Linked DNA regions of Homo sapiens: region 1 is linked to region 2. The links are chromatin contacts, found by Hi-C or POLR2A ChIA-PET in ENCODE. All regions are on one chromosome and are shown on one strand. Each heading gives the region's core, a stretch centred on a gene start or an enhancer-like site at or near the end of the contact. The rest is flanking DNA. Distances are from core to core; before and after follow the strand shown.

Evidence for each region. Hi-C counts contacts between places; a loop is a spot of excess contacts on that map. ChIA-PET counts read pairs that join two places held with the same protein, here RNA polymerase II (POLR2A).
Region 1: a loop to region 2 is called in a map of posterior vena cava, with 2.1 times the contacts of the local background. The contact joins two enhancer-like sites. A Hi-C loop is called at or near these places in 3 of 168 maps with a recorded cell type or tissue (gastrocnemius medialis, heart right ventricle and posterior vena cava). POLR2A ChIA-PET finds 5 or more read pairs at or near these places in 2 of 52 experiments (A549 and AG04450).

Annotation. Positions count from the first base shown.
Region 1 is chr9:16,341,281-16,346,642 of GRCh38, reverse strand. No RefSeq gene overlaps it. Among named protein-coding and RNA genes, the nearest start is that of LINC03041, 68 kb to the right of the region's middle. Within about 2 kb of position 2,911, at least 5 of the 41 ENCODE cell types and tissues checked have a DNase peak (open chromatin) inside an H3K27ac peak, as active enhancers do.
Region 2 is chr9:16,210,562-16,215,348 of GRCh38, reverse strand. LINC03041 (long intergenic non-protein coding RNA 3041) reads left to right here. Exons shown (of 4, transcript NR_171034.1): 3 at 70-133. Among named protein-coding and RNA genes, the nearest start is that of LINC03041, 63 kb to the left of the region's middle. Within about 2 kb of position 1,393, at least 14 of the 41 ENCODE cell types and tissues checked have a DNase peak (open chromatin) inside an H3K27ac peak, as active enhancers do.

The DNA of each region.
Region 1 (5,362 bases), core at 1,662-4,161, 130 kb before region 2:
TCACATGGCCCCAGTACGACCATACCCATGTGTCAGAAGTCACATATCCACATTGCCCCTAAGAACATAGAAGCTGCTAAGAAATTAGTGGAAGGAAGAGACTGGAGAATAATTTTTGTAACCCACCCAATCACTCCCAAGGTTGGTGTTGTGATTTCAGGCTTGTGGGTCGTGGTATATATGAACGTGATTGGTTCTGACTTAGGGTTTTCGTCTTTAGGAGTCAGTCAAATGAGCCTGACTATGATTATCTGTAGTAGTGAACACACTTCACATAAGACAAACAAAAAACAGTGCTCACACCCACGTGTACACACACACTCCTGGGTTTTAATTAATCTATTTTTGCATAAAACAAAAACAAGCCCCTCAATTCCAAATGTATTTATTTTCCTCAAAAACCTTAGAGGTTTTTTAGAAAACACAAATACTTTTGTGGCATAAGAAGTCTTTGGTGGCCCCCAGTTCCTATTTTCTTTGAAAGTACTCTGAGAGAAAACCCCTCCCTCCTGAATTTGCAGCATCATTTCCTCCAAAGAAATCATGGCTATTGTGAAACAGACACATGCATGGAGGACATATACATTTTCCATGTGCCCATGGAGTCCCTGGCACTCTTCTCGGCCCTGGGAATACAATGGCGGGGATGTTGCCTTTCTGGAACTTATATTCACCTGGGGAGATACAGAGCTACTCAGTACACAGCTGGCACTTTGACGGAAACTTGAGACTCCAAATCCTCCGCCCTAGCATGTCATGCTAAAGACTCACCTGTTCTTCAGAGAAGTCTTCCAGCTTTCTGTCACTGCCACCTCCTAAAGCATTAGCACTTTTCCAGTCCTCCTGAAAAATCACAAACTGGCCCAAGCATATTGAGCAGGATGCCAGGCTGTGGTGCTATGAGGGATGCAAAGATAAAGCTTTCTCATTACTTTCAGAGGGGCTCCTGCTCTCACTTTGGGGTACCATTCTTTTTCTGACACGTCCCCTGAATTCCCATTACTGATCTTTGTTTTAATCAAATTTCAGTGCCACGCAAGAGCAGTTAAGCAACCATGACAGCAGCATGGCCGGGAAAGTGAAGACCTCTCTCTGCCCTCCTTAGGAAGGGTAGGGAGATGTTCAGGGACGGGATGGGGGTGCCCTTCACCCCTGCACCACTACCAGAACCATTCTGTTCATTTAATAGATGCGTTTCCAGGGAAAATCCAAAGCCATCTTCTTTTTGCTCCTGGGGACAGCGGCTCTACCAGAAAATACTTGGAGTCATTGGGGCAGAAAATAGAAGGCTCTCTGGGAACATTGTGCCTCTGATCCCATTCCTTTCATGCCCCAGGAAAAGAAAAGAGGCCCATGCGAAAACCCCTCCTGGGGCTTCCCAACCAGTTAAACACCAGGGAGAGAGAGAAAAGGGAAAAAAAATTCTAAATAAAAGCAAAGTCTTTGAAAAACTTCAAAGAAACCTTTCTCCTGTTCAGAAGTCAAGAGCACATCTGGCTGGCGGTAAAAAGAGAAGTGGTGTCATCTGAGCACAAATGTTCTCTTCAAGTATGTCCTTTAAGGAAAGCAAGAGAGGAGAGCGCGAGAGCTGGAGAGGAGAGAAATAATGCAAGGAGGGAAAGGAAGTCAAAGGGAAAAAGAAGAAAGGAAAAACAATCCCTCCTAAATCTTGTAATGTTTTAGGAGGGCTTATTAGAGCGAAAATTAAGTGTCATACAGAGCTCTGCTCCAGTATTGATGGCTTTTATTCAAAGAGCCATCACCCTGTAAACTCACTTTAACAACTCCCTTCAGATGAAATATAAAAATTAAAGACATTTACAACACAGCTTAGTAGCAGATGTAGTCGTCCTGTTGGGGCTTAGATCAAATAGTGATGTAAACCCCAGCAGGGTAACAGGTCTTATGAAAAAGTCCTTAACAACAGCCTCCAAAAATCTTGGAAATCTTACAAAACATGTTTCCCATTCTCTCCCAACCTCAAGTACCCCCGCTTCTTTTACCTCAACCACCTCCCCTGATCTGCTAGACTCCTTTTCCATCGTCATCTTTGTCTGGAGTTCCTATGAGTCACTCTACACTTAGCAATTCGAAGAGAAAAAAAAAAAAAAAAAAAAAAGCCTGGTCGGGCTCCTGGTTATCTTCTCCATGTAGTCATCTTCCCTTGTTTCCCGAGGGAGTGCCTGGGTAGGGAAGCACTGAGCAGTCTGGGAAAAGGACTGAAGTGTGCGTAGAGCTCATGTGGGCATGAAGGTCTGACCTTCATCTTGGTCAGCTCTTCCCTATTTGCCTCTCCTCCTCCTTCAGCTCTCATCTACCCACCCCGAGGAGCCTGAAAGGAGTTTCTGATTTGATTTGAAGGCTGGGACACTCAATAGGGTGGGAAACATTGATATCTGTTATAATGTAACTAACACAGGTCACGGGCTTCTCCACACTTCACCCTTTCCAAAGAAGATTTTCTTGAGGATTTATTCTGGGAACCATCCTCATTCACACAGTCACCCACCCATTCATTCATTCATTATTTCAAAAACTATGCTTGTGTGCTTACAACAGACCAGGCCCCCAGCAAAGTGCTGGGGCCAGGGCATGACCGTCCCCTTGGGCAGAGTTCTCTTTGTTCCTGAGTTGTTGACAAGTCCATAGACTGCCTCTGGAAAGAGAACAAGGTTGGGGGATGAAAGTGGAGGGGGTATAAATAAGTTCTATCTGAGAATTTCTGGTTGTTTGTCTAGTTTCTCAATTTCCTTGGCTCTTAAAAATGAAGCCCGTGACCTTTCTTGCCCTCTCAGTGTATGAGAAGAGTCAAGTTGCCCCCAGGCCCAAGGTTTTGTTCCTGAGCTCCTCTTTTCTGGCAGACGAACATTTAGCCAGTAATTTGGGAGTGGCCGTGTTAGATGTTTGGCTGTAGCTTGGCCCTTGGACCAGGCAGAGGCCAAGAGCCTGGAAAATAAGAAAGAATCCGAAGGGCCTTCAAGAACAAGGGAGCAAGCCCCAACTTGTAATGAGCTCCACTCTGAGGCTGGGTTGGGGCCCTGCTCAGTCGGGAGCAACCTGATAAAAATCTAAACAAAACAAAATAAGACGTTATCACCTCAACTGCCTAAACAAAGGCCAATGAGAAAATTGTCCTAGAAAGCTCTGAAAGCAGCAAATGAGAGGCGAACTTGGATGCCACATAGAGCTTAAAGAGGCTGGAGACTTTCCAGGGCTAAGTGGTGGCCTTCTAAGGTCATGCAGTCTAGAGTTTTCCAACACCCAAGCCAACAGTTACAGCTTGAACTCATGACCTCCCTGCCCTCTTGCTTTACCCAGGAAATCTGTAATATGATTGAGTTACAAATACTGTCGGGTCCATCCTAAAACCTCCCGGCAGGCCCGGCTGGATTTTGTTTCACACATGCTCTAATTTGAAAACAAATGCTGAACATCATCTGATAAATTGGGAGGCCAAGTTGATATGTCCAATGACCAAGGAAAGTCCTCTCTCTGGATCCCTGCACGAAATGACTTCAAAGGTAGCTTCCTCACTCACACTCACATGCATATCCTCCCAGTCACACACGCATCCTAGCACATACTCACGGACACTCGCACACGCACACAGATACAGACAGCCTCAATCCCACTGGATCACTTCACGACTTTCTGGGCTATTTGGCCAAGAAGGAGGCAGCATTTACCTCTGCTAATGCAAGGTCTAATCTGTGAAGAAAATGTGTGCTTATGTAAAAAAAATCAAAGAAGATAATAGTTACAGCCTATGTCACAGGCGTGGGCTAATCTTCGATTAAATAATGGTATTCAGATGACATTTCTTGGCAACTGGCAGACCAGCTGGAAAAATAAGTCAGAATTTCCACAGAGAATAGACTGTTTTGCCATCCAAAGCTGGCCAAGTACAAACAGCAAAGGTTCTAAATACATAGGAATAAAAGGTCCGAGCACTCAGCTTGCAAAAGGGCTCCCTTTTCTCTATGCACAGATACCGCACACACTGGTGTGCAGATGTGTGTAAAGTGCAGATGTAAATTTAATATCTACTGGTATACACTGTTCTCTTTCTTCTGGGATAGCTGACCTTTGAAACCCTCTAATTCAGCTCCTCATTTTTCAGATGAGGAAACTGAAGTCAAGAGAGCTGGGGAGCTGGAGGGACTTGCCCAAGGTCACACAGCAAGACCTTGCTTCACTCTCCCTCCAGGGCTCTTTCAAGTATATTCTGACCTCTACAGAGCTGAGGGGTGGAAAGTGGAAGTGCCTGTCATGGGATGTGTGTATGTGCACAGGAGCTGGAGTGGCTGAGACTGCTTGTGAAAAATACACACTTGTGTGTAACATGGTGTGATGGGAAAACGTGCACTTCGGCTCCAGACAGACCTGGTCTATTGTCAGTATCCCAACGGGAAAAAGATGGTGACCCTAACACGGGAGCTATGTACACAGTGGTGGGCGGGGTCAAGAAAAGCTGTAAGGGATGGTCAGGGACCATGTAAGCACCAGCAAGGAGCTGTTTGCATCCTTAGACTTGAGGAAGGGTAGTGGAGGGAGAAGCTCTCCAACCCGGGGAGATTAAGATTGATCTTTGATGCTGCCACTCAGACAGCCAGGGTGACCTGCCAGGGAAGAAGCTGGGAAATCAATAGTATGTTCTTACCCTTCCCTATTCACAACTCCTGCTCATGCCTCCCAGTGGGTGAATCTAACAGGAGCCGGAGGCAAGGGGGCCATGATGTGGTCCATAATAAGCCTCCCAGGGGAAGAGAGGGGCAATTGCATCTGGAGGGGCAAGCAGAATACCCAGCACATCTGGGCTCCAATCTCAAGTAGACTTTGCTACTTCCCAGTGCTATAACTCAGGACAAGTGACCCAACTCACTGACTCTGGCTTCCTCATCTGTAAGATGGTTGTAATGCCATACACCCTGAGAGGTGCAGTGACTCTTAGAGCCTATGTGTGTGAAGCTCCAAGCTTAATGCACAGCACATTTGATCAGTTCCAACACCATAGGCCTGAGACTATTAGGCACTATCAACCAGAAGGCTTACACTTTTGCAGACCTTTGAATCCAGCAATTCTGCTTCTAGGGACGAATCTCAAGGAACAAATCAGGCAAATGCACAAAATGATAACATTGTTCACCACACCACTAGTTAAAATGTGAGAAATGAAGAACAGCTTTACTGTCTGTATCCATCAGGATAGTTGCAATCAATAGAAACTGGGTTAAGTAGAAAAAGAATTTATTGAAGGAATGCCGGGTGACTCATAACTGCCAGAAGAGGCTGGAGAACCCAGCTCAGAAAAGGCCCAACAATAGTAGATAGGCCAAAATATGATGGTGTTCCCCTAGCATGG
Region 2 (4,787 bases), core at 144-2,643:
GTTCCCGTACACGCAGGGATGTCTCTGGCTGGGTGACAGCCACTGACCCACCTCGTTTTTGTTCTGCAGGTGTTGGAAAGAGGATGCAACCATCCCCAACAGGGAAGGGTGGAAAATGCTGCACTGTGCATGGGTGAGTGTGCACATGTGTGTATGTGTGGTCCTGGGAGCAAGGGCCGGGCAGGGACCAGTCTGCAAAACAACATTAAGAAACCGAAACATTTTCCACTGAGAAACAGAATTACTGCCCATGGAATTCTTACCCAGCCTGAGAAGCGAGCAGCAGCCCCTCCTTTTCATTAGTTAAACAAAGAGGGTTATTTTTCAAATGAAAACTTTCAGTGTGGAAAACAATCTAATTCCCGGGGCTTTTTGAGAAGTGAGATTCTCAGTGCTCCAATAAACATATCTACGTGGATATGCAGCTGCAAAGGCAGTGTCGGTGCGCTGACCAAACGAGAGGGCAGGCTTGGCCAGTGGGGGACACGGGGACTTAGCTTCAGGCCTCTCATAACAATCCCAGGTAGAAAGGCCAACAGAGGGAATGAACCGTGGCCTGGAAGATTTGAACTGTTCTGCGAGAGAAAAAAAGCGAAAACAAAAATATTTTCTGTAAGTCCATTAAATGATCTCCTTTCTTCCTCCAAGTCAATGAACTCCTTCTGGTCGGAAAATAATCTGCAAACTCAAGCCCTGCTTGGTTCAGTGGGGTGTGTTCCGCCTTATTGAATTCCTGGCCTTCAGAGATCTTTCAAAAAAAAAAAAAAAAAAAACTTGCACCCACTTATGAACCCGTGGGGTAATGTCAGCTTTCTTTTGAGGGGTTCTCTTCATGAAAGCTCCTGGGTACTTGCATTTGTTTAAGAGCGGGCAAGAATAGGAAGGCAGACTGCCAGGGTTCAAATTTTAGCTCTACCACTTAAAAATAGTGTGTGCTTACTCTCTCTGGACCTCAGCTTGCCCATCTGCAAACAGGAGTAAGAACGGTACCTACATCACAGAGTTTTCATAAAGATTACATGAGAAAGTGCTTACAAAGTGCTTACCACAGTTTCTGGACAAAGGAAGACCTCAAAGTGTGGCCATTATTATGAAGTCAAAGGGACATGGCATATGGTCACAGACCTGAACTTTTTAAATTAATAAATATCATTCTTTCAGGTTTCTACTTTTCCCATCTCACTAATGGAAAGCATGTTGTTTAAAAAAATAAAAGCAGACACAAAATAGCCTCTCTTCAAATCAGAGCTTCCTTCTCTAATCAGTCCGTGAATGTTTCGGGGAGTGCTCTATTTAACTTGGCTGGCCCCTGGTTTTGCCGTGAGTAATACACTGGGCTTCATTTCAAACTCCACACAGCCAAGATCACTGGATACTTGAGCTTCCCCAAGCTGAGTTGATACAGCTGCTCTGCCCCTGGTCACTGGTGAGTTGTCCCTGTGGATTCCAAAAGGTCTGAATACAAACAGGCCAAGGTGCATGGGCCAGCCGAGATGGTCAAGGACATGGGTTCCCACTGAGCAGGTGTCCAGGTGAGACAGACAAGACTGAGGAGGCCTGGGGAGCCCTACAGTGAAGTCAGAAGAAACTGAGACAGACAGAGGGTGGCCAGAGATTATGGAGAGAGGGGCCTCGCTGACACTTGGGGAGACCAGTGTTGCTTGGAGCATCCTTGCTCTTACAAAGGCAGCATAGGTGGTTGAAAGAAACCATCCTGATTTTGACGTTGCCACAATGATAAACGAAGGGCATGAAAACTCTCCAAATTAGGGTCTCTGAGACCAATTAGGTCAGACGATGAAGATAGATTTGCTTGAAAAATAAAATTGAGTATGGCTTTCTTTTAAACAAGGCTTCATTTCAAACGGACCTGAATAAACCAAATTCAATTTAGACATGTTATTCCCCAGGAACTTAGCTCTGGCATGAAATAAGGCTTGCCTGAGGCCACTTGAGAACCGCAGTCTGTGGGACAGCCCTGTGATGGACAAATAGAGTAGAGTGTTAATTTTGAGGCCTGTCGAACCCCAGTGACAGGCGGGCTGGTAAACAGATTGAAGAAGCTAATGACTATTTAGTGCTTTCCAGGACAGGAAATGTCTCTTTGGCTTCTGAGGTAGCAACACCCTTACCTTAAAAGGTTTGGATTGATGATCTGGGCCCAATAAAAGCCCCTTCTGAAATCTGTTGGGAAGCCCAAGCAGCATTTCAAAAGTGAAAGATAATGAAGATGTTCTAGAAGCAATATCATTATAAGTATACATTATAAATGATAATTACAATTAATCATATTAGCCTTCATAATCCCCCAACATTATAACTCAACAATGGTAGATTCATCTTCCTTGTGTTCTTTGGAAGAAGATTTTTGCCTTGAGCTACACATTTTCTCCTTTAATTTGACTTGTGGTGGTTTCTGCTTTCTGACTGATTCTCCGTCTCCTGAAGACAGGCATGTGATGGGGAGGGAGGTTTGGGAATTAGATGAAGTTGTGGGGTCATGATGCCCGGCAAGTTCTAGAACCCCAGAATTTACTTGGCCCCTGAAGGAGACACTCGAACAGCCCATCTTGTTATTTCAATGCTGTCAGAACTCTTTCTTTCATGCCTCTACATGTGAATCCATGGTCAGGCGTTCCCCAATCCCCGCTGCAATCTAAATCGGCCTCCTCCTTTTATTCTCTCTCATAATTCCCTCTTCTTTCTCCCCAAGCATTAATCATGGTTTTTAATCATTTCTTTATATTTATTTGATGTTTAGCTCCTCATTAGATATGAGCTCAATAGGAGAGGGGTCATGTCTACTTTGATCACTACCTAGCTTTGTGACTGGAATAGGCAGGCAACCTATAAATAATTGTGAATGGAAGACAGAGTGGGTTGCACAGCTTGGAAAAGCATGCCCCTTAGAATGAAGCCCTCTCTTCTTTCTCTTCCCATTGACACCAGACATTTACTATCTCAATATATGCCACAAAGGCCCACAGTGACTTCCCGCATGCTGAGTCCAGTGGCTTTCTGGGTCCTCATCCCTCGGTTGAGTTGTAGAGTCTGATACAATGAACTCTGCCCTACTAGAAAGCCTGCTTTCTTGGCTTCTGTGGCTCCAGGCTCCCCTCTCTGGTCTATGCTCACTGACTCCTTCCTCCTCTTATGCTGTAAAGGGACTAAAGCCCATGGTTCTGGACACAGCCTGATCACATCCTCATGCTGTTGCTTGTTTTGACAGCTCCTCCACTGTCTTGGCTCCAGCCTGCAGCTTTTGACTGGGACCTACAAAGTCAAACATTTCTAACCCTGAAACGCTCTTCCTCTTGCCTTCTTTTTCTTCTCCCAGTCACCAGGCTGGACAACTTAGTGTCTTTCCTCAACATCGTTCCTTATATTTTCCAAATAGTCAACATATGAAAATACTGAAAATATGAATTCGGTGTCTTCTCATTGTCTATGACTCAAATCTCTTGATTGTCCAGACCTTCCCATCTTTTCTCAATTTCCTGCTGCACATTATCCAAATTTCTCTTATGCCAATAATGCCTTTTCTATTAATACTGTCAACATTCTACCTTTCCTTTAAGGTTTATCTCAATTATTTCCCACTTTAAGTCCCCTGTGAGCTTCCCAATCAATTACAATTTCTCCTGCTTTTAACTACCAACACACTACATATCTTTCAGTTGGCATTCTCTTAACTTTTTATTGAATAATGAATTTCTATGTATTTGTCCATATTTTCAGGGAAAGCCTAATAAATAGATCCCTGGAGAGACTGACCTAGATAAATCAAAAGCATAAACTACTAACACACACACTAAAGACATTAAACAAAATATTAAGATGATATTATGAAGAATTTTATGTCAGTGGCTTTGAACATGCAGGTGAAATGGACACACGCCTAGAAAAATGCAAAAATTGACATAAGAAAAAATGGATAATTTGAATATTCACATATTTGCTAGAGAAATTGAATCTATAATGTAAATAGATTCCTACAAAGGAATCTTGAGGCCCAGACATTTGAGTGAGGAGTTATTTCAAACATATGAGGAAAAAAAAAAATGAGTGTTACACAAATTCTTCCAGGGACTGGAAAAAGGAATACTTTGCTACTCATTTTATGAGGCCAGCATTACTTTGATACTGAAACTTGTCAAGGACATTCCAGGAGAAGAAAATTATAGGCCAATCCTTCATTGTAATATAGATATGAAACTCTTGAGCAAACTAGTGGCAAACCAAATCTAGAGATATTTTAAAAGGATCAGATATCATGACAAAATAAAGTTTCTTTTAAAAATGCAAGGTTGGTTTAACACTAGAAAATCAATCAATATAATTCACCACAGAAACAAAATAAAGAAAAACCATATGAACACCTCAAAAGATGAATAAAAAGCATTTGTTAAAACTCAGAACTTGTTCATCACTGAAAATATAACTGGCATCAAATTAGGACTAGAAGGGAACCCTTTCATCTATAAAAGTCTGTACTTAATAATGAAATACGAACACTTCTGCTGGAGACCAGCAACAAGACGAGGATGTTCACTCTTACCATTTCTATGTAACAGTGTACTGGAGGTTCTAGCCAGAGTAGTTTAGACAAGAAAAAGAAATTTCAAAATTTAAGGATTAGAAAAGATACAAACCTGATAGTATCTGTGGACATGATTGTATGCATAGAATCTACAGGTGAATTATTAGAATGAGTCAGCAATTTAGCTAAACTAATGAATATAAAGTCAACATACAAAAATCAGCTATGTTTTTGTATACTGGCAACA